Regions from separate parts of the Homo sapiens genome. Here region 2 is linked to region 1. The links are chromatin loops, found by intact Hi-C in ENCODE. Cell type or tissue: OCI-LY7. All regions are shown on one strand. Links, peaks and the distances in the headings refer to the core of each region. The heading gives the core; the rest is flanking DNA.

Region 1 (10,173 bases), core at 2,046-7,045:
AACTACCAATGACATTCTTCACAGAACTAGGAAAAACTATTTAAAAATTCATATGGAACCAAAAAAGAGCTGGAATAGCCCAGGCAATGCTAAGCAAAAAACAAACAAAAAACAAAGCTGGAGGCATCACATTATCTGACTTCAAACTATACCACAGGGCTACAGTAACCAAAACAGCATGGTAGTGGTACAAAAACAGACACATAGACCAATGGAATGGAATAATGAGCCCAGAAATAAAGCCACACAGCTACAACCATCTGATCTTTGGCAAAGCTGACAAAACAAGCACCTGAATAGGGAAAGGACTCCGTATTCAATAATGGTGCTGGGAGAACAGGCTAGCCATATATGGAAGATTGAAACTGGACCCCTCCCTTACAACATATACAAAAATCACCTCAAGATGGATTAAAGACTTAAATGTAAAATGCAAAACTATAAAAACCCTGGACGCCAATCTAGGCAGTACTATTCTGGACATGGGAGCTGGCAAAGATTTCATGATGAAGACTTAGAAAGCAATCACAACAAAAGCAAAAATTGACAAATGGGACCTAATTAAAGAATTTCTGCACAGCAAAAGAAACTATCAGCAGAGTAAACAGACAACCTACAGAATGGGAGAAAATACTTACAAACTGTATACCTGAAAAAGGTCTAATATCCAGCATCTGTAAGAAAAAAACAAATTTACAAGAAAAAAAAAACCCTTCAAAAGTGGGCAAAAGACATGAACAGACATTTTCAAAAGAAGACATACATATCTGCAGCCAACAAGCATATGAAAAAAAGCTCCATATCACATATCATTAGGGAAATGCAAATCAGAACCATAATGAGATATCATCTCACACCAGTCAGAATGGCTATTACTAAAAAGTCAAAAAATAACAGATACTGGTGACGTTGCAGAGAAAAGGAAACCCTTATATGCTGTTGGTGGGAGTGTAAATTAGTTCAGCCATTGTGGAGAGCAGTGTGGCAATTCCTCAAAGAGTGAAAAAAAGAGCTACCATTTAACCCAGCAATCCCATTACTGGGCATATACCCAAAGGAATATAAATCATTCTACCATAAAGACACATGTACATGTATGTTCATTGCAGCACTATTCACAATAGCAAAGACATGGAATCAACCTAAATGCCCATCAATGGCAGATTCGATAAAGAAAATATGGTACATATACACACCATGGAATGCTATGCAGTCATAAAAAAGAAAGAGATCATGTCCTTTGCAGGAGCATGGATGGAGCTGGAGGCCATTATCCTTAACAAACTAACCCAAGAACAGAAAACCAAATACTTCATGTTCTTACTTAAGTGGGAGCTAAATGATGAAAACACATGGACACAAAGAGGGGAAAAACAGACACTAGGGCCTACTTGAGGGTGGGAGGTTGGAGGAAGGAGAGGATCAGAAAAAATATCTATCGGGTACTAGGCCTAGTACCTGGGTGATGAAATAATCTGTACAACGAACCCCTGTGATGCAAGTTTACTTACATAACAAACCTGTGCATGTACTCCTGAACCTAAAATAAAAGTTAGAAAAAAAAGTGGCACACCTGTAGTCTCAGCTACTCAGGAGGCTGAGGCAAGAGGATTACTTGAGCCTGGAAGTTAGAGGTCGCAGTGAGCCAAGATTGCACTGCTCCACTGCAGCCTTGGTGACAGACTGACTCTGTTGGGAAAGGAAGGGAAGAAGAGAAGGGGAGGGGAGGGGAGGGGAGGGGAGGGGAGGGAGGGAGGGAGGGGAGGGGAGGGGATGGGATGGAAGGGGAGGAAACGGAAGGGAAAGGAAGGGAAGGGAAGGGAAGGGAAGGGAAGGGAAGGGAAGGAAAGGGAAGGGAGATATCATCCTGTGGCATCAAAAAGCCTTTGGGCTCTTAACTTCCAGTATGGCCTGTTCCTCTGGGTATTGTTTAGACAAACCCCCAGGGAGCTGGCCTCTCTCAGGTCCCTTTCCTGAGGCTCTGCTTGACCTGGGTCTGATCCCAAGTCTGGCCGGTTGTGCCAGTGTGTGGGGGGCATCTTCTCTCTGTCGTGACACAGGGGAGCCCCTGCAAATTAGATAGAAAGAAACACCATTGCTCAGGCTGGAGGTGGCCTAGGCTGTGTGTCAACCTCATTTCTTTGGTAAAGTGCCCCCACGAAGGCTCCGTTTGCCGCTGAAGGGAGACCATGGTGAGAAATTCTGCTCATGCTGCTCTTCTTCCTGCTCTCTCATTCTAAGTCCACCCTTCACCTAGGTTAACTGGATGCATGAGGACCACACCAGGATGGCCAGAAATATGAGGCTGAGGGCCACCGGCATCACGAACAACAATTGGAAGCCGAGATCCCCTCTCCTTCCACCTGTTCCTGCAGTGGTGGAAAGAGGAGCTCACTCACGCCTACTTCAGAGGGCAGACGGCAGGGTCTAGAGGACAATTGTGCAGTAGGCGGTGCCACTTGCATTTGAAAGTCATTGTTATTGGGGGTTCTCTTTGAAATGAGAAGAAAAAAATTGAAAATGGGGATGGATTTTATTTAAAAAAAAAAAATCCTCAGAAAGGCAGCCCTCCCAGGGCACCTGCTTTGTGCACTGGAAGCCAGTTCCTGGGCTCCTTTCTGGAGTCCTCACCCTCAGGTGGGAGCCAGTTTTCTTATGGACAAAAAGGATGCTGTGTCTCCACAGCCCTTCTGGAGACCAGAACATCCAGCCTCACTGAGCACTGAGAACAGTCTCCACGTTGAATTGCTTGCATGTGTCAGCTTTGTAGAGAACCACCAACTGTGATTTAATCTCACCTTTCCATGACCACGGAATATCTCAGCTATGAAAATAAGTACTGGCTAAGTTATAGTAAATGGTAGAGTGCAGAGATTAAGCAAATGAAACCTATACTCAAACAGGCTTGGTTTTTATTTCTGACACAGAAGCTTATAAATCTATGACCTTAAAACACTGTAAGCCTCAATCTTCTCAACTATAAAATGGGCATCCTTTTATACTAGTATCTCCTCTGGTTGTTGAAAGGATTAAGTAGAATAAATCTTGTAAACTCTTTTACATAGTGCCTGGCCCATAATAAGTATTTAATAAATATGAACAATTATATAGATGGTACATATAGATTATATGTATGGCATATTGTAAGTGCTCAACAAATACTTGTTATTCGTATGCATTTCCAAGTCTATTTACGCTCATGCTTTTTAAGAAAGCTGTCATGAACCAAGTTCGTCAATAAGTTTATGCATAAAGAAGTTTGTTTTTCTGGAGGTCCTTTTGTAAGTATAATTTATGAATGAATGAAATGATCCTTCCTACATTTTCACTTAGGAAGCAGGGATTTAATGTGATGCTGTTTGATTAATTCTGCTCTTTATGCCACCCCCCAAATAACTCAGGATTGCATTGCATGGCGACAGCCCTGTATCATAGCATCGTAGAATATTGGGAATTTGCCTGTCCCGTGAACTCAACCAGAGGAGCCAAGACTCTGGTTGTCAGACTTTCCGTTGGTGTCTTTGGTTGTCAGACCTTTACCAGAGGCCGGGGGCAGAGCCTGGTGCACTCTTTGTTTTGTGGTTGCTGTTTGGGGGCCTTGTTTGGAGGATGCAGTGGCCGTTATTAATGGGTAAGGGAGGGCTTGCTTGCCTCTCTGTCACAGTTTCTTTTAAGTACTTTTTTTGTTTTGTTTGTTCCTAGTACTTCAAAGCTGAAGGGTTTTTCTTGGGAGCAGAAGCAGAGGTGACCAGAGTCCTAAATCATCAAGACAGGATGGAGGTGGTGAGTAGACAGTGACTGCTCATGAAGAAGCAGTTGAAAAAAAAAAAAGGGAGGAAGGGAGGAAAGAAAAAAAGAACAGTTGGTCTTACATTAAGTGTCAGATGTTATCTGACACTTGCATTTAGAGACTTGGTAAAGAAAAAGATGGTTTGTACCTCTGGTAACAAACCATCTCATACTTCCATGGGCAAAAAAAATCACCTGGGGGCTTGTTTAGAAGGCGATTCCCAGGACACACCCCTGCACATTCAGGAAATCTGTAGAAATCTGCATTTAACCTGAGCACCCTGGAAAGCAGCAGCCAGGGGCACTGAACCAGATTACCTGATACAGTTAGAGACGTTCAGAATCCTGAGGGACCGCTGTCACCAGCCACAGGCAGCTGCTAACTCTATGTGGGCTGAGTACTTTGCTCTCGACCCCTAACCCACTGCAGCTTTCTGGGAAACCTTGCCCTGGTGAATAAGTGATGCAACCAGGGAAGATAAAGAGATGCTCAACCCTTTCATCCTTGCTGGAAAAGTTCTTCCAAGCACTTTGACAGCCCAGCTAGCTGAGGTCAAGCATTCAGCCTCGGGCTTGGGAAGGAGAGGATGGAATTGGTCCACACAGGTCCATGACTGGGATGTCAGCCTCAGAGTCACTGTGCACTAATAACCCCCATGAGCCTGCAGCTCATCCAGGTGGAAATCCTCCTTGCCTCGCCAGAACAACCTCCACAGTAACAGCCGCCAGCCGGCCCCAGGCTGTCTCGAGTCAGCTGGGGTGCGCACAGCACAGCCAGGTGTCCGTGAGCATGAGGATTCAAAGCTCACTGGAAAGATTCATGGTTGATGAAAATAGCAAAAGCAGATACTGGCTGAGCTCACGCTAAGGAAAGAGACACACCTAAGTAGATATTATGGGGCCATATTTGCATGTAGATTGCACCATAAACTTCGTCACAATTATAAATAACTAAGGGATCAACAGGATGTTTTGATATCATTTTTAATTCACCACTCATAAGGGAAATGGTGGGACTTTTTTTTTTAAGGCCTCACCAAATGTTCAATTTATTTTTCTTTATATTTCTATGCTAACATATAATTTTATAATTAACTTCTTTCTTGTGTCCTTAACATAATTTTATGCAACAAACCAAATGATTATATGCACTCCCAACATTTTCACCAAATTTGATGATTTTGTTTGTGCAAGGATTTTATATTAGCCCAGAATTCTCAGGCTTAAGTACTAGAGAATTTATTTGTTTTTTGTTGTTGTTGTTGTTTTTGAGACGGAGTTTCGCTCTTGTTGCCCGGGCTGGAGTGCAATGGCAGGATCTTGGGTCACTGCAAACTCCGCCTCCCAGGTTCAAGCAATTCTCCTGTTTCAGCCTCCTGAGTAGCTGGGATTACAGGCACCCGAATAGTGGGACTTTTCTTTGAGAAGTGGGTAAGGGCAGCATGTTTTTAAAGTGTTTTGGAGATCTGATATCACTGTAGGCAAGGGAAGATGTTATGTGATAATGTTTGGAAAACTCTGGGTTAGACAAAGTGAAACACACATCTTTTTTTGCAGGATTTCTCTTTATTGATTGCAAATCTGTGGGCTAGATCACTAGACCCCTTTGTCAAAGCTCATCTTTAAAAATTAGTGTGTCCCGAACAGATTCTGGGAAATGTTGCATTACATAACTCCAAAAGTCCCCTCTGGCTCTTACGGCCGACGGCCTCTGGAAGGGAGAAGGTGGGAAAGAACACAGATCCCACTGTCAGTGCAGTAGGATGGTAGATGGCTGTCCAAAACTCTGCCAGCAGCTGTTGCACATAAAAAAATACTAAAAGTTAAAAAAATTCATATATGCCACTGACAAAATAATTGCCTCTCCAGAGAACACATAATGAAGAAACGAGCTATTGTGTATCGTCCAGATTTGTATTTGTCATCTACAAATTACAAAAAAAAAAAAAATTGTATTACCATGGGGGAGAAAGCTTCCTTTTCAATAAATGGCAAATCTCATTGAAGGAAAAAATTAACATTGTGATCTTCCAAATTCTACTGCATTGAGGCTCAGGAAACCAGATGCGGTGATACAGGTGCCATCAAACCCCAGGGAGGAGAGTGGCCACTCCTCAGAACTCGGTAAACAAGACCCTTCCAGCCGCAACAGGAAGAGACTTGGGGGAGTCCAAGGAGGCCAGAGGAGAAGGCCTCGATGGGAGTAAACAGGAACACCTTGTGTTCTCCCATTTTCTTTTACTATTTTCGACTTTTTTCCTCTATGTAGGCAATGATTTGGAAAACTCAGAATCCTGGTCAATGAAAGATAAATAGGGATGATTACATGACAAATTTGGTAAATAAAATTAAGACAGCTTTACTGAAGGCAGAATTGCTGCAGGTTTAATTTGAACTTGGAGGAAAAAAGAAAAGTGTCAACCTCATTTTTCTAGGAGATGAGAGTATTAGTTTAGCTTGAAAATAGGCAAATAACTTCATTTGGCAGAGCCCATGTTCTTTTCTCTAACATTATAATGCCACCACATAGTGGGAATTCAAGAACTGACATGCCCTAAATATGCAATAATAATTTACTGTATGGCAGAAAGGCTACTTTCTCTAAAGGATACTTAATCTCAAAGCAATGATTAGTGTCATGCTCAAAGCTGAAATGCTCCAGGAAGATTCATTAAAGATAAGGGCATGAACTTCATCACTATGCCTCTTTAACATCATTCTAGAAATTGCAGCCAATGCAATAAGACATGTGACAGAAATAGTTTCAAAAGGAGAGAAATGCTAATTGTCAGATGATTATTTAACTGTCTACCTAGAAATCCCAAGATAATCAACTAAAATTAGAATTATAACGGAAAACAGAACTCAGTAGTTTATGAGATGCAACGAAATAAATGTGAACAAATTGTTAACCTTCTTACTAATGACAATACCCAGCAGGAGAAAGCCCTACTGTATGTATGCATGTGTGCACATATGTGCATATGTATGTGCAATCGTGTGTATTATGTATATATGAACAACTATATATCACATCTATCTGGGAATAAACTTAGCCCAAAATGTAAGAACTCATTTGAGGAACAAATGAACAATAAAATGATAAAAGGCACCTAAGTTAAATAACTGAAAAGACTTGGAGAAACTCGTAATATTCCTGAGTAGCAAAACGCATCAGGGTTGTAAATGTTATTTTTATGTCCAATTAACTACAGTTTCAATTTAAGTCCAATAACTTGCTATTATATTTTTTGTAGGGTCCAGCCCTATGGGGCTTAGCAGGTGTTCTCCCCGTGTGTGGAGACGAGAGATTGTTATAAATAAAGACACAAGACAAAGAGATAAAGAGAAAAGAGCTGGGCCTGGAGGACTACTACCATCAAGATGCGGAAGACTGGTAGTGGTCCCGAATGGATGGGCTCACTGATATTTATTGCATACAAGACAAGGGGACAGGGTAAGGAGGGTGAATCTTCTAAATGACTGACAAGGTGAAGCAAGTCACGTGATTACAGGACAGGAGGCCCTTCCCTTTTAGGTAGCCGAAGCAGAGAGAGAAGGCAGCATACATCAGCGTTCTCTTCTCTGCACTTATAAGAAAGACCAAAGACTTTAAGACTTTCACTATTTCTTCTACCACTATCTACTGTGAACTTCAAAGAGGGACCAGAAGTACGGGCGGAGCATGAAAGAGGACAAGGAGGGTGACCACTGAAGCACAGCACCACAGGGAGGGGTTTAGGCCTCCGGATGACTGCGGGCAGGCCTGGATAATATCCAGCCTTCCACAAGAAGCTGGTGGAGCAGAGTGTTCCCTGACTCCTCCAAGGAAAGGAGACTCCCTTTCGCGGTCTGCTAAGTAACGGGTGCCGTCCCAGACACTGGCGTTACCCCTTGACCAAGGAGCCCTCAAGTGGCCCTTATGTGGGCGTGACAGAGGGCTCACCTCTTGCCTTCTGGGTCACTTCTCACAATGTCCCTTCAGCACCTGACCCTATACCCGCCGGTTATTCCTAGGTTATGTTAGTAATGCAACAAAGAGTAATATTAAAAGCTAATGATTAATAATGTTTATAATAATGATTGATAATTGTCCATGATCATCTCTGCATCTAATTTGTATTATGACTATTCTTATTCTAACTATTTTATTTTCTTTATTATACTGAAACAGTTTGTGCTTTCAATCTCTTGCCTTGGCACCTAGGTACTCTTTCACCCACAATTTCTTTTTCTGTATTGAGGTAATCTGAAAAAAATGAGTGGAAGAGCTAACAATTTCTACTAAAGATAAGTAATAATGAAGCCCTTAAGAAATATTATAAACCTGTACTAACTAAAAAATAAATAAACATATCTAAATAATGGACACTGCTCCCTCATGGGCCAAAAGTATATAAGAAATTAACCTGAAAGCAGTGATATCATAAAATAGTGAGAAAGGAAAATTCATTTAATAAATAGTATTGAAAGCAAGATTTGCTACATAAAAAACCTCACTTGATGTAGTCTAAAATAAATTTTGATTAAAGTAACACGTAACTTCCACATAAGATTCTAAGACCAGGTAGTTCAACTTATGATTATTATTTTAAAATTTGAAAAGTCTGCAAAAAAAGTCTATTTAGAGTAGCTAAACTAGAGTACCTCTAATTTTAGAGTTTAAAAAATAATAATTAGGCTGGGCACGGTGGCTCACGCCTGTAATCCCAGCACTTTGGGAGGCCGAGGTGGGCAGATCACGAGGTCAGGAGTTTGAGACCAGTCTGGCCAACATGGTGAAACCCCGTCTCTACCAAAAATATAAAAATTAGCCAGGCGTGGTGGCGAGTGCCTGTAACCCCAGCTACTTGAGAGGCTGAGGCAGGAGAATTGCTTGAACCCAGGAGGTGGAGGTTGTAGTGAGCCAAGATCGTGCCACTGCACTCCAGCCTGGGTGACAGGGCAAGACTGTGTCTCAAAAATAAATAAATAAATAAAAATTAAAAACTGTAATATTGTCTTTATCTTCAGTTAAGAAAAACTTTCTAGGCACGAAAGCAATGCAAGAATTTACAAATATAGTAATTAATATTTTTAGAATCAAAAAAGTTAAATGTGTAATTTAAAAAAATGAGAATGCTGCAAATAAAAACTTTGAAACTAGGTTAGGTTGAAACTAATGTTACTTTTAGAATCAAATTCATGGCCTTAAATTCTTATATTATTAACTAAGAAAAAGTTAAAATAAAGACAGTTAAGCATTCAGGAAAATGTGTTAGGGAAAAATTCAAGAAAACAGTTGGGTGCTGTGGCTCATGCCTGTAATTTCAGCACTTTGGGAGACAGAGGCAGGTGGATTGCTTGAGTCCAGGAGTTCAAGACCAGCCTGGGCAACATGGCAAAACCCTGTCTCTACTAAAAATATAAAAAAAAATTAGCTGGGTGTTGTGGTGCACATCTGTAATCCCAAGAAGGATGTAATGCCCGAGAGGGTGAGGTGGGAGGATCACCTGAGCCTGGGAAATAAAGGCTGCAGTGAGCTATGATAGCACCACTGCACTCTGGCCTGGGCAACAGAGTGAGACCCTGTCTCAAAAAAAAAAAAAGAAAGAAAAGAAAACAAATATGGGAAAATAGTAAATAGTAGAAAGAAAATAATTAAGGCAAATGTACATATTAATAAATTTGGGAAAACTTTTTACAAGTGAATCTTTCTTTGAGAAACATTTAACAGAATAGACAGTGCTAGGCTATATCTGCATCATGAAGGCAGGAATCCTATCCTATTTTCCCCCGGGTATCCTCAACACCTAAAACATTACCAATATTTCTTTTTGAAGAAATGAGAATAGATATACAATGTGAAAATATTATAAAAAGATAAAACATAAGTATACAAAATTAAGAAGAAAAATGTGGGAATAATATGCAGAGAAGATAAAATTAAAATATTTCTTCAAATTTAAAAGCCTTTATGGGATGGAAAATAACATTTATCAAAATGAAGTTAACAAGAAAAAAAATCTATAAAGTAACATCTATGAGAAACTTGTTTAAATTATTTCCACATAAGAATCTAAGGCCTGGTAGTTCAATCTATGATTATTGTTTTAAAATCTGAAAAGTCTGCAATATCTGTGCAATATAAACTGTTCCAAAGTACACTTTTAAAGTGTGTGGGCTGGGTACAGTAGCTCACACCTGTAATCTCAACATTTTGGGAGGCTAAGGTGGGAGGATCACTTGAGCCCAGGAGTTTGAGGATGCAGTGAGCTATGATCACAACACTGCCCTGCAGCCCGGGCAACAGAGCAAGTCCCCATCTTAAAAAATAAAACATAAAGTATGTGTGGGGGCTGGAGAAAGGGTAGAAAAATCCATCCTGTAAGTGTGGTAAAGAAT
Region 2 (10,173 bases), core at 3,190-8,189, 130 kb before region 1:
GTTTGCATTTGTTAATTAAAATTACTGTAACATAGTAACATTAGGCACAGCCTGGTTTATAGTCCCTGTTAGTCCTAGATGATCATGGTAATAGCCACTGCAGCCTTTACTGAGTGCTTAGTATATGCTAGATACCATGCTAAGTGCTTCACTTCCTTGATAATTTTTCCTCCCAAAGGCCCCAAGAGATCAACTAATTTTATTTGCACTTACAGATGAGGAAACCGAGGTTCAGAGGAGATTAGCTAATGTTCTGCGAGGGTGGAACTAGTTTAAGACCCAGATCCCTTCAACCCAAGGGCTGGGCTCTTGGAGGCTCCACTAACCTGCTGCCCTTTGATCAGGAAGGTTCTGCAGTTTAAAAAATATTGGGCTCTGGGCCAGGCGCGATGGCTCACGCCTGTAATCCCAGCACTTTGGGAGGCCAAGGCAGGTGGATCACCTGAGGTCCGGAGTTTGAGACCAGCCTGGCCAACATGGTGAAACCCTGTCTCTACTAAAAATACAAAAAATTGGCCGGGCATTGTGGTAGGCACCTGTAATCCTAGCTACTTGGGAGGCTGAAGCATAAGAATCTCTTGAACCCGGGAGACGGAATTTGCAGTGAGCTAATATTGCACCATTGAACTCCAGCCTAGGCAACAGAGCGAGATTCCGTCTAAAAAAATAAATAATAATAAATCTGGGGCTCTGGATCTAGGAAGACGAGGATGGACGGTTTGTGTTGCCAGCCTGCATCACCACCCTCATGCTGATGACAGAAAGGGTGACCTCCTTCCCCTCCCCCTTCCCCCACTGCCAGGGCTCTGCCGACATCCCAGCACTGCACCTTGCTTTCTCTCCTTAGCACCTCCCAGTGTCTAGAAGACAACCCCTCTTGCTTCAGATTCTGTCCCTGAACAATTTTGTTTTCAGTTTTCCTTTCAGGAGTGTTTGTGTCGGGGACGATGCCTACCCCACAGAGGATGGACAGGGAGGAGTGTCAGGTGTCACTGGGTCTGCATTTGGGGATGTGATCTTGAATGAGTCACCTGTCTAACCCCACTCAACCTCAGACCGCTCAACTACAGGATGAGGCTGAGAATCCCCATCCTGCCTACCTCTCAGTATTGTTTTAAAGGTAAAATGAAACACTAGACAGAAAAGCACCATGCAAGCTGCAAGGCAAGTCACACACACGGCAAGGATGCATATGATGCTTCGGCTGTGACCCCTTCTCCCCGCTGATGGCAGGATGCCCCCTCCTGCGTGTAGGGGAATTCTGCTGGTCTGTTTTTCACAGACAGGCCAAACAGCCCTGGTGCTCGCTCCCTCTTCATTTTCACTGATAAGACTTCCAGCTCATGGAGAGTAAACCAAAGGAGACTTCCTAAGGGAAAACATCTTTCCTTGTGAGATTCTGGGCATTGAATCTTTAGTGGAAGTTTCCAGTAAGTGGCTGTGGGGGAAATGAGCCTCCTCTATCTGTGGTTTGCAGAATTCTCATTCTTCTAATGGCTACTCCTGGGTGTTTCCATTTCCTTAAACGCTAACTCACTGTGCAGTTAATTTCAACTGCCTATGCCTCATAACAACTAAAAAAACTACAATTGTAACATTTAAAAGGCATCATGGTAAGTAATGATCATTGCAACAGTTTATTTCATAAATATGTGTTTGAATCCATTATTACATGAATGAAAATTTGCATTGCTATGTAATTTGAAGTGTGCTGGGATGCTGTATTTATCATATAAAAAAGCTTCCAAAAACAGAATGGACAACCAATAGTGACACCCACAATATTGGGGAGACTGTGATATAGGCAAAGGCACTTGTCCTCAGAGGGCTGATATTCTAGTAGGTGAGTCAGGCCTAAATGATCAAGTGAGGTGCTTGACTCCAGTGCAAAGCATCCATCATTTTACCAAAGAGAAAGTCACAAATTTAACCAAACCCACCATTGCAAGCCACACCAGCCTTGGGATAGAGCCAGAAGCAATGTATGTTCCCTAAGGATATTACTCTGTGGTCCTGGTACCTGCCATGTGAAGAATTCTGCCCCCCTCAAAATCCTTCTCCAACTCTTTCAGAGATTTCCTGGGGCAGGGAGGGATGTTCATTGTACACATGTCCTCAGCCTCCTCCACATGTCCTCAGCCTCCTCCACTTCCTTTCCTTCCCTGACTCCTGGAGGCAGTGCCAGTTTTGCAGGTTTTGGAGAAGCTGATCATCATGATCAGCATGATGGCTCAAACTGCTAACCCCAAACACTGGTGACCCCACCTGGGTCCGCCCCATTCTCAATGTCCTGCAGATATTTCGGGGGCCTGGCTCCTCAGTGTCTGCTCTTGCACATAAGGAACACAGGAGTCAAAGAGCCCAGGGATTATCTGAGTGTCTAATGCTGTGCCATCCCAGAATCCCCCTTTTATCTGACACTGGCTCTCTCTCCTGGAGCCTTTCTCAGGTGTATCAGCCCACTAGTCCCCTCCATGGAGTTCTTCCCAAGAGATGCCTTAACTGATTAGAAATCCTGGGATGGATGGGAATCTTGGTGTGGGCCCAGCTCCGGGTTCTAAACCAGGGCTCCATCAACCTAAAGGGAGATGTGTGGTCTGCCTGCAATCCGGTTGCTGTCATAGAGTTAAGAATTTCCTGCAGAAGTATTGCGAATGACTACTTCCCCCTGAAATCCAGGCTGTGTCTTAATTCTGCTCTTCCTGAATCTGATTGTATAGATAATTGGATGCTGGAATCAGAGATTAAAGGGTCTGATATGGGGTGAAGGCCTCAGAAGGAGACACTGCAGGTAACCTATACAGTCAATATCTTATCTTGCTGGCAGGACCCTGATTTTGCTTGGATGGCACCTTCTGTCTCATGGTTTTGTATTCAGAAAAGGCTACCCTATCCCCAGCTTTAAGAGAAATTAATATCAACCATAAAATCAATCATTCCTGTTGCCCGCAATTTGCTTAGGATAGGTCCTGTTGCCATTCTGACCAATGAGGATGAAAGGAAAGGCTTTTTGTAGAAGAGAGAGCGGGTGGGCTTTGGAAAAAAAATTTTATATTGGAAAATGAGACATAGGGACCATATGGCTCTCCTTTGCTGTCTCTGAATTTCAGCAAATGAAGATGTGATGCCTGGAGTGACTGCAGCCATCCTGATCCCATGAGGAGAGCCAACCCAGACACTGAGGATGGCAGAAAGGAAATATGAAAGGAACCTAGGTCTTAGAAAATGTCATCCAACTGCTGGAATAACCAACCCCAGGACTGCCTGAACTCAGGGCTTGGGATTTCAGCTATCCTTCAGACACCATCACCAACCCTGATGTTGCAAAAACAATGAGAGCTCCCCACAAGAGCTGCCATGTGAGAGAAGCCTCTCCACCCTCTCTGTGTGTGACAAGAGGTCACAAGCAGATGGAAACCTGCCTTGCTTGGCCCAGGCTGGGGGAGTGGAAGGACTGACTGCTCCCATCCTGGTTTGACAATTACTGCCAAGGAGCCAAGGACATTCTGGCCACAAGAGTGTAATTCAGAGTAAACAGCTGAGAACGTCATTCATTGTTAAGCCCTTTACCACTGTTCATTTTCTCAAAAGAAATTATTCTGATAATATTAATTACTGCCATTCATGCAGTGTTTGTTTTATATTAGATGCTGAATTGAGCACTTGACAGTCATCTCATTTAATCCTCTCTGAAGCACTATGAGGTAGGCATGTACTTCCTGCCTCCACCAACTGCCTCCTTTGGATAGACAGACAGACAGATAGACAGACAGATAGATACTCTTAAAAACAAAGGTTGACCACTTTTGGAGTGCCAAGCACTGAGCCAAACATGTTAGTTGGGCTGTCCTTCTTACCCCTGACAGTAAACATCATGGAATCAGGACTATTTTTATCATTAGCCTCACTACAGAAATACAGAAACAGGCTTGGAGGTGCTGGGTGCCTTGCCAGGGTCACAGTGCTACTATGCAGAGTGAGGATTTGAACCCAGGCAGTCTGACCTCAGAGCCTGTGCACCTGCCATGAGGCAGCTCTACACAGCCCTGAGCTGGAAACTTGCACATGGCAGGTACCCCAGGATATCTGTCTCATGAATGGACTCCTAATTGGTGCAGCATCCACCACCATTGCAGCTGAGAAGGACCGCACAGGGATCTCTGAACCAGCGCCTTTCAAATCTGATGGGCATACTTACTGCCTGCCTGGGGATTCCGTTGCATCGCGCATCCTGACTTGGTGGGGCTGGGGTATGTCATGAGATTCTGCTTTTCTAGTAAGTTCCCAGTGAGGCTGATGCTGCTGTTCCCTGAATGCAAGCATCAGAGCATTCATTCATTTGTTGGGACCTTGGCTTTGTATCATGCCAGCACCCCAGAAAATTTCGTGCCTCAGCCATGTTTCTCTGGTCCCTTTAAAGCAGTGGCTGTCAACCATGGGTGATTTTGTCCTCCAGGTGCAATGGCAATGTCCTGAGACATGCTTGGGTGTCACCATTAAGGGGAGGGGGCTACAGGCATCAGGTGGGTAGAGGCCAGGATGCCACTGAACATCTTACCATGCCTGGGACAGCTCCCCAGACAATGATCTGGCCCAGAATGTCAATAGCACTGAGGTTGAGGAAGCCTGCAAGAGGTCCTTGCACTGGCAGTTCCCTCTCCCTAGGACACTTGTCCCCCAAGGGACTGCCTGGCTCCATCCTTCCTTTCCTTCAGGTCTTTGCTCCAACATCCCCTTCTGGGTCCAGCCTTGCCCAGCCTCATTTTAAATTGTAACTCCCATCCCTCACTGTCTCTCCCCTCCCTGCATCATTTTTCTCCATGGCACATAATTCCACTGACATAATACGCATTTTCCTCAATGATTTGTTCATTGTCTGTCTCTCCTATGTGTTAGTTTCCACTGCTCCTGAAAAAAATGGCCACAAACTTAGTGGCCCCAAATAACACAAATGCATTCTTTTACAGTTCTAGGGATCAGAAGGCCTCAAATCCAGGTGTCAGCAGAGGTTGCTCCTTCTGCAGCCCCAGGGGAGAGTCTGTTCCTCGCCTTCTCCAGCTTCTAGAGGCTGCCCATGTTCCTTGACTCATGGCCTCCCTTTTATTAGGTTGGTGCAAAAGTAATTGCCGTTACTAATGGTAAAAAATGCAATTATTTTTGCACCAACCTAATATCTTCAAAGCCAGCCGCACAGCACCTTCAAATCTCTCTCTGACTCTGGTCTTTCTCTTATAAGAACCCTTATGAAGACACCGGGCCCACCCAAATAATCCAGGACAAACTCCCCACCTCAAGGTCCTCAGCTTAATCACATCCACAGCGTTCTTTATGCCGTGTGGGGTAACATATTCACAGGTTTCAGCAATTAGGACATGAGCATTTGGGGGACCATTATTCTGCCCACCACACCCTCCTAGAATGAAAGCACCACGGAGGCAGAGAGTTTTATCCAACGTGTTGATTTCTAAATCCCCAGAGCCTAGCACAGGGCCTGATACTTAGGAATACCTAAATACCATTTAGTGTTTATTGGATGATGAATAACCCTTGGTTTTCAGAAGAAATAATCAGGAAACTGGAAGCAACAGAAGACACCCTCCCCATTGAAAATATGGCTCACCTGTAAGAGTCAAACTGTAATGTCGATTTGTCACGGATGAGTATCGGTATATAAGAAGGAAACTTAAAGAGACAGCCTACTGTCCTGGCCAGAGTTAGATCTGGACAAAGCAGTTAGTGGATCCACATAAGGATGGTGTCCACCCACAGGGCCCAGGCCAGCCAACAAGGCGTGGAAAACAGGAGACCCCAAGAGACGCTGGCAGCAGAGACCTCACTCTTTCAACAGCCAGTGTGGCCACTGATGGCTGCCATGGTTTTCCTACGTGGGGTGGAGAGCCTGGACAGCAGACACAAATAAATGCCCCCTTGGCAGGTACAACTCTAACGGCAAATTAACCCGTTTACATTTTGGTTTGTGAGTTGGTGTGTTAGTTTCCCAGGGCTGCCATGGCAACACACCACAAACAGAGGGGCTTTGGCAACAGAACTGTGTTGTCATCTAGTTGTGGAGGCTGAAAGCCTGAGACCGAGGTGTCAGCAGGGTTGGTTCCTTCTGAGGCCACCAGGGTGTGTGTTCCAGGCTTCTCCCCCAGCTTCTGGTGGTTTGCTGGCAATCTTTGGTTTTCCTGTTTGCGGCAGCATCACCCCAACCCTCACATGACATTCTCCCTGTGTGCAGGTCTCTGTGTCCAAATTTCACCTTTTTGTGAGGACATGATCATGTTGGAATAGGGCTCACCTAGTGACCCCATCTAAACTTGATCATCTGCAAATACTCTATTTCCAAATAAGGTCTCATTCACGGTACGAGGAGTTAAGACTTCAATATCTTTTGCAGGGGATGCCATTCAACCATAACTCATGATTTCTGTGAATTGAGACGTCGTGAATCTGAATCTCCAAGTTTAATTAGCTTCAAGACACCAGGAAACCACAAACTATGGGGAAGTCCTCACAGAAGGCACTGGGGACAGCTGCCTATTCACTGATTACACCTGGCCCTGTACCCACTTCCCATTCAGCCTCCTACGTTCACAGGGAGCTCTTATCTTGTTAATATTACATAAGTTTTATAGCTGAGTTTCAGGGTAAAAATCCGTGCTAAAATGCTATATTGGCTGGGAGCGGTGGCTCATGCCTATAATCCCAGCACTTTGGGAGGCCGAGGCAGGTGGATCACCAGAGGTCAAGAGTTTGAGACCAGCCTGGCCAACATGGCAAAACCCTGTCTCTAATAAAAATACAAAAATTAGCCAGACATGGTGGTGCATGCCTGTAATCCCAGCTACCCGGAAGACTGAGGCAGGAGAATCACTTGAACCTGGGAGGTGGAGGTTGCAGTGAGCCAAGATCGCGCCATTACACTCCAGCCTGGGTGACAGAGTGAGACTCTGTCTGAAAAAAAAAAAAAAAAAAAAAAAAAAAAAAAAAAAACTATCTTGAGATGTAACATATTGGCATAAATATTTGAATGCAGAAAAATAAGCCTGCTATGCCAGGAGTGAGGTAAGTCAAATCCCACAGTGAGGAGACAACTCAGAGATATGCATGTCACCATGCTTAGATGGATTTTTACTTAGAATGAGAAATGTGGTATGAATTAACAAAAATGCCAAAAGAGACAGTGTAACCTCAGAGCAGGTGGCAGTTTTGGAATCAGGCCTGTGTACATTCAAACTGTAGCTCAGGTTCATAACTACCATGTGACCCTGGGTAATTTTCTTAACTTTTCAGAGTCCACATCCATAGAAGATGCTAAATAAATGAACAATATTTTCATTCAATTCCTGTCACTTATTAGCTGTGTGACCCTGAGTAAATTGTCACACACTCACTCAGCCTGTTTCCCTATATTTAAATTGGTGCATAAGACCTACCTCACAGAGCTGCAAGTACTAAGAATAACCTATCATGAGACACAGATGCTCCTGAAGGAACCGTGTATGTGACATTTGTGACAGCCCCTAAACCTTGGTGGGATGTTAATTCTTCAACAAGATTGGAGAATCTGCTCCAAAATAAGTGCAAATAAGATTCTACTATTTTATATGGAAATACTAAAACTGAGACATGGAGATCACTTCTCTTGTTAGTAATGTTAGTGAATATAACTTTTTTTTTTTTGAAATGGAGTTTCGCTCTTGTTGCCCAGGCTGGAGTGCACTGGCGCGATCTTGGCTCACTGCAACCTCCACCTCCAGAGTTCAAGTGATTCTCCTGCCTCAGCCTCCCAAGTAATTGGGGTTACAGGCATGCGCCACCACACCCTGCTAATTTTGTATTCTTAGTAGAGACAGAGTTTCTCCATGTTGTCAGGCTGGTCTCAAACTCCCTACCTCAGGTGATCTGCCCTCCTCGGCCTCCCAAGGTGCTGGGATTACAGGCGTGAGGCACTTTGCCCGGTCTATAACATCATTTTGTGAGCAAATCAAGTTAATCCTCATCATCAATTTCTCCCTGTTCAATTCAATAAGATACTGTTCATCTCAAGGGAAACTTTTATAGATGTGGCCATAGAAACCCAGTGTATAAGACAGCCATTAGGTTGTCTCTTATATGCTTTGCCAGGTGAAAATGTCTCTGCTAAAGGTAGTGATATAAGCAAAAACCATTTACCTTTAGCTAATTTAACCAATTATGACACAAAAAAAATACTATCTTCAACAACAAAGACAACCTAATTTAAAAATGGGCAAAGAATTTGAATAGACACGTCTCCAAAGAAGATATACAAATGGCCAATAAGCACAGGAAAAGAGGCTCAACATCATTAATCATTTCTGGATTGCAGATAAAACCACAATGAGACATCATTTCACACCCCTGAGGATGGCCATAATTTTAAAATAAAAAACAAAAACCGGGAAACCAAACGTTGGTAACCCTCATACATTACTGATGAGATGTTAGATGCTGCAGCATCCGTGGAAACAATTTGGCCATTCCTCAAAAAAATAAACAGAATTACCAACGGATCCATCAATCCCTCGCCTAGGTCTCCACCCAAGAGAGTTGAAAGCATGTGTTTACAGAAAAACTCGTACATTTATGTTCATGGAGCATTATTCATAATAGCCCCAAAGTGGAAACACCCAAATGTCCATCGACTAATGAATGGATAAACAAAATGTGGTATATCTGTACAGCAGAATATTATTCAGCCATGAAAAGGAATAAGGCACTGACACACACTACAACACGGATAAACATAGCAAGCATTATGCTAAGTGAAAGAAACCAGACACAAAAGAACACATATTGTATGGTGCCATTTATAGGAAATGTCCACAATAGGCAAATCAGAGAGACAGAAAGTAGATGAGTGGTGGGCAGGGGCTTGGAGGGGTTGTGGGTGGGAGAGATTGACAGCAGTGGGTACAGGGTTTCTTTTCTGGGTGATGAAAATGTTCTAGAACTAGGCAGTGATGATGACTATACAGCACTGTGAATGCACTCAAAATCACAACATTGTTTTTTAAAAACATGAATCTCATAGTATGTGAATTTTATCTCAAGTTTTAAAATTGAAAAAGAGGTCAGGTGCGGTGGCTCATGCGTGTAATCCCAGCACTTTGGAAGGCCGAGGCTAGGGGATCACCTGAGGTCAGGAGTTCGAGACCAACCTGGCCAACATGGTGAAACTCTGTCTCTACTAAAAATACAAAAATTAGCCGGGCATGGTGGCACATGCCTGTAATCCCAGCTACTGAGAAGGCTGAGGCAGGGGAATCACTTGAACCCAGGAGGCAGAGGTTGCGGTGAGCTGAGATCATGCCACTGTGCTCCAGCCTGGGCGACAGAACGAGACTCTGTCTCAAAAAAAAAAAAAAAAAAAAAAAAAGAAAAAAGAAAAATAAAAAAATTGAAAAAGAAAAAACCCACCCAAACATAGTACCTTATCTGACAAGACTTGTCATCTTGAAAGATCCTTAGGAACGGATTCCTTTCTAGCCAGCCTGATGAGAATGATAAGTGATATCACAGTTTACTTGTTTGTACCCAGTAGAGACTGCCATTCTTATACGACTAAATTTGAACAGCCAAGGAAAATGATATCCCAGGCAGATTTAATTAAGTTATTAACGAGGGCTTGTTTGAGTTTCTGTTATCCACTTTAACTGCTACAGTTGGGCCCTTGAGTACTAAATCACATTAGAGGGTTCCTCTGGTAAGACTCAAGGGTTGAACAGGCCTGGGAGAAAAAAAAAAAAAAAAAGAAAAGAAAAAAACAGCCTGGTGCCATTGACCAATGATTTCTAACATTTCTTCTTTCATCTTTCAGATCTTAGGTTTTCACACTCCCAGAAATATGCACTGATTCCAGAACAGCACTCCATGGTGTAGGCTGTGACTTTGCCGTTTGTCTTACAGTAAAGTCAGGATGCTGATTCCAATTGCAGGTGCTTTGCCAAATGAAAGCATTTGAATGTCTACCTGTGTGCACATTTACACTCTTATACTCCTATAAGGAACTCATTCATCATTATAGTTCAGCCAAGGACTCAATAGTCTGTAAAAAGGGTTCTTGTGTTTCCAAGTTGTTCTTCCTTGACCAAGTTGATCTTCCAGATCGGTCTTTGTGTCTGGATCTTCTTAAACTCAGATTAACTC

What was found. Hi-C counts contacts between places; a loop is a spot of excess contacts. Peaks named below come from ENCODE experiments on the same cell type or tissue, not always from the same donor. Only the 100,000 strongest peaks of a DNase experiment are listed, where the experiment ranks them.
Region 2: it touches region 1 in a loop (5-fold over the local background); 12 of 110 quality-filtered maps call a loop at or near these places.

What each region holds. Positions count from the first base shown.
Region 1 is chr2:234,349,594-234,359,766 of GRCh38, reverse strand. No RefSeq gene overlaps it. Among named protein-coding and RNA genes, the nearest start is that of LINC01891, 100 kb to the left of the region's middle. In OCI-LY7, for the core only: no CTCF peak of the experiment used is centred there; DNase peaks (open chromatin) are centred at 4,166 and 4,536; H3K4me3 peaks cover 1,814 bases; H3K27ac peaks cover 2,854 bases.
Region 2 is chr2:234,480,025-234,490,197 of GRCh38, reverse strand. No RefSeq gene overlaps it. Among named protein-coding and RNA genes, the nearest start is that of ARL4C, 12 kb to the left of the region's middle. In OCI-LY7, for the core only: CTCF peaks have their summits at 5,951 and 6,151; DNase peaks (open chromatin) are centred at 6,127, 6,497 and 7,207; H3K4me3 peaks cover 2,469 bases; H3K27ac peaks cover 4,132 bases.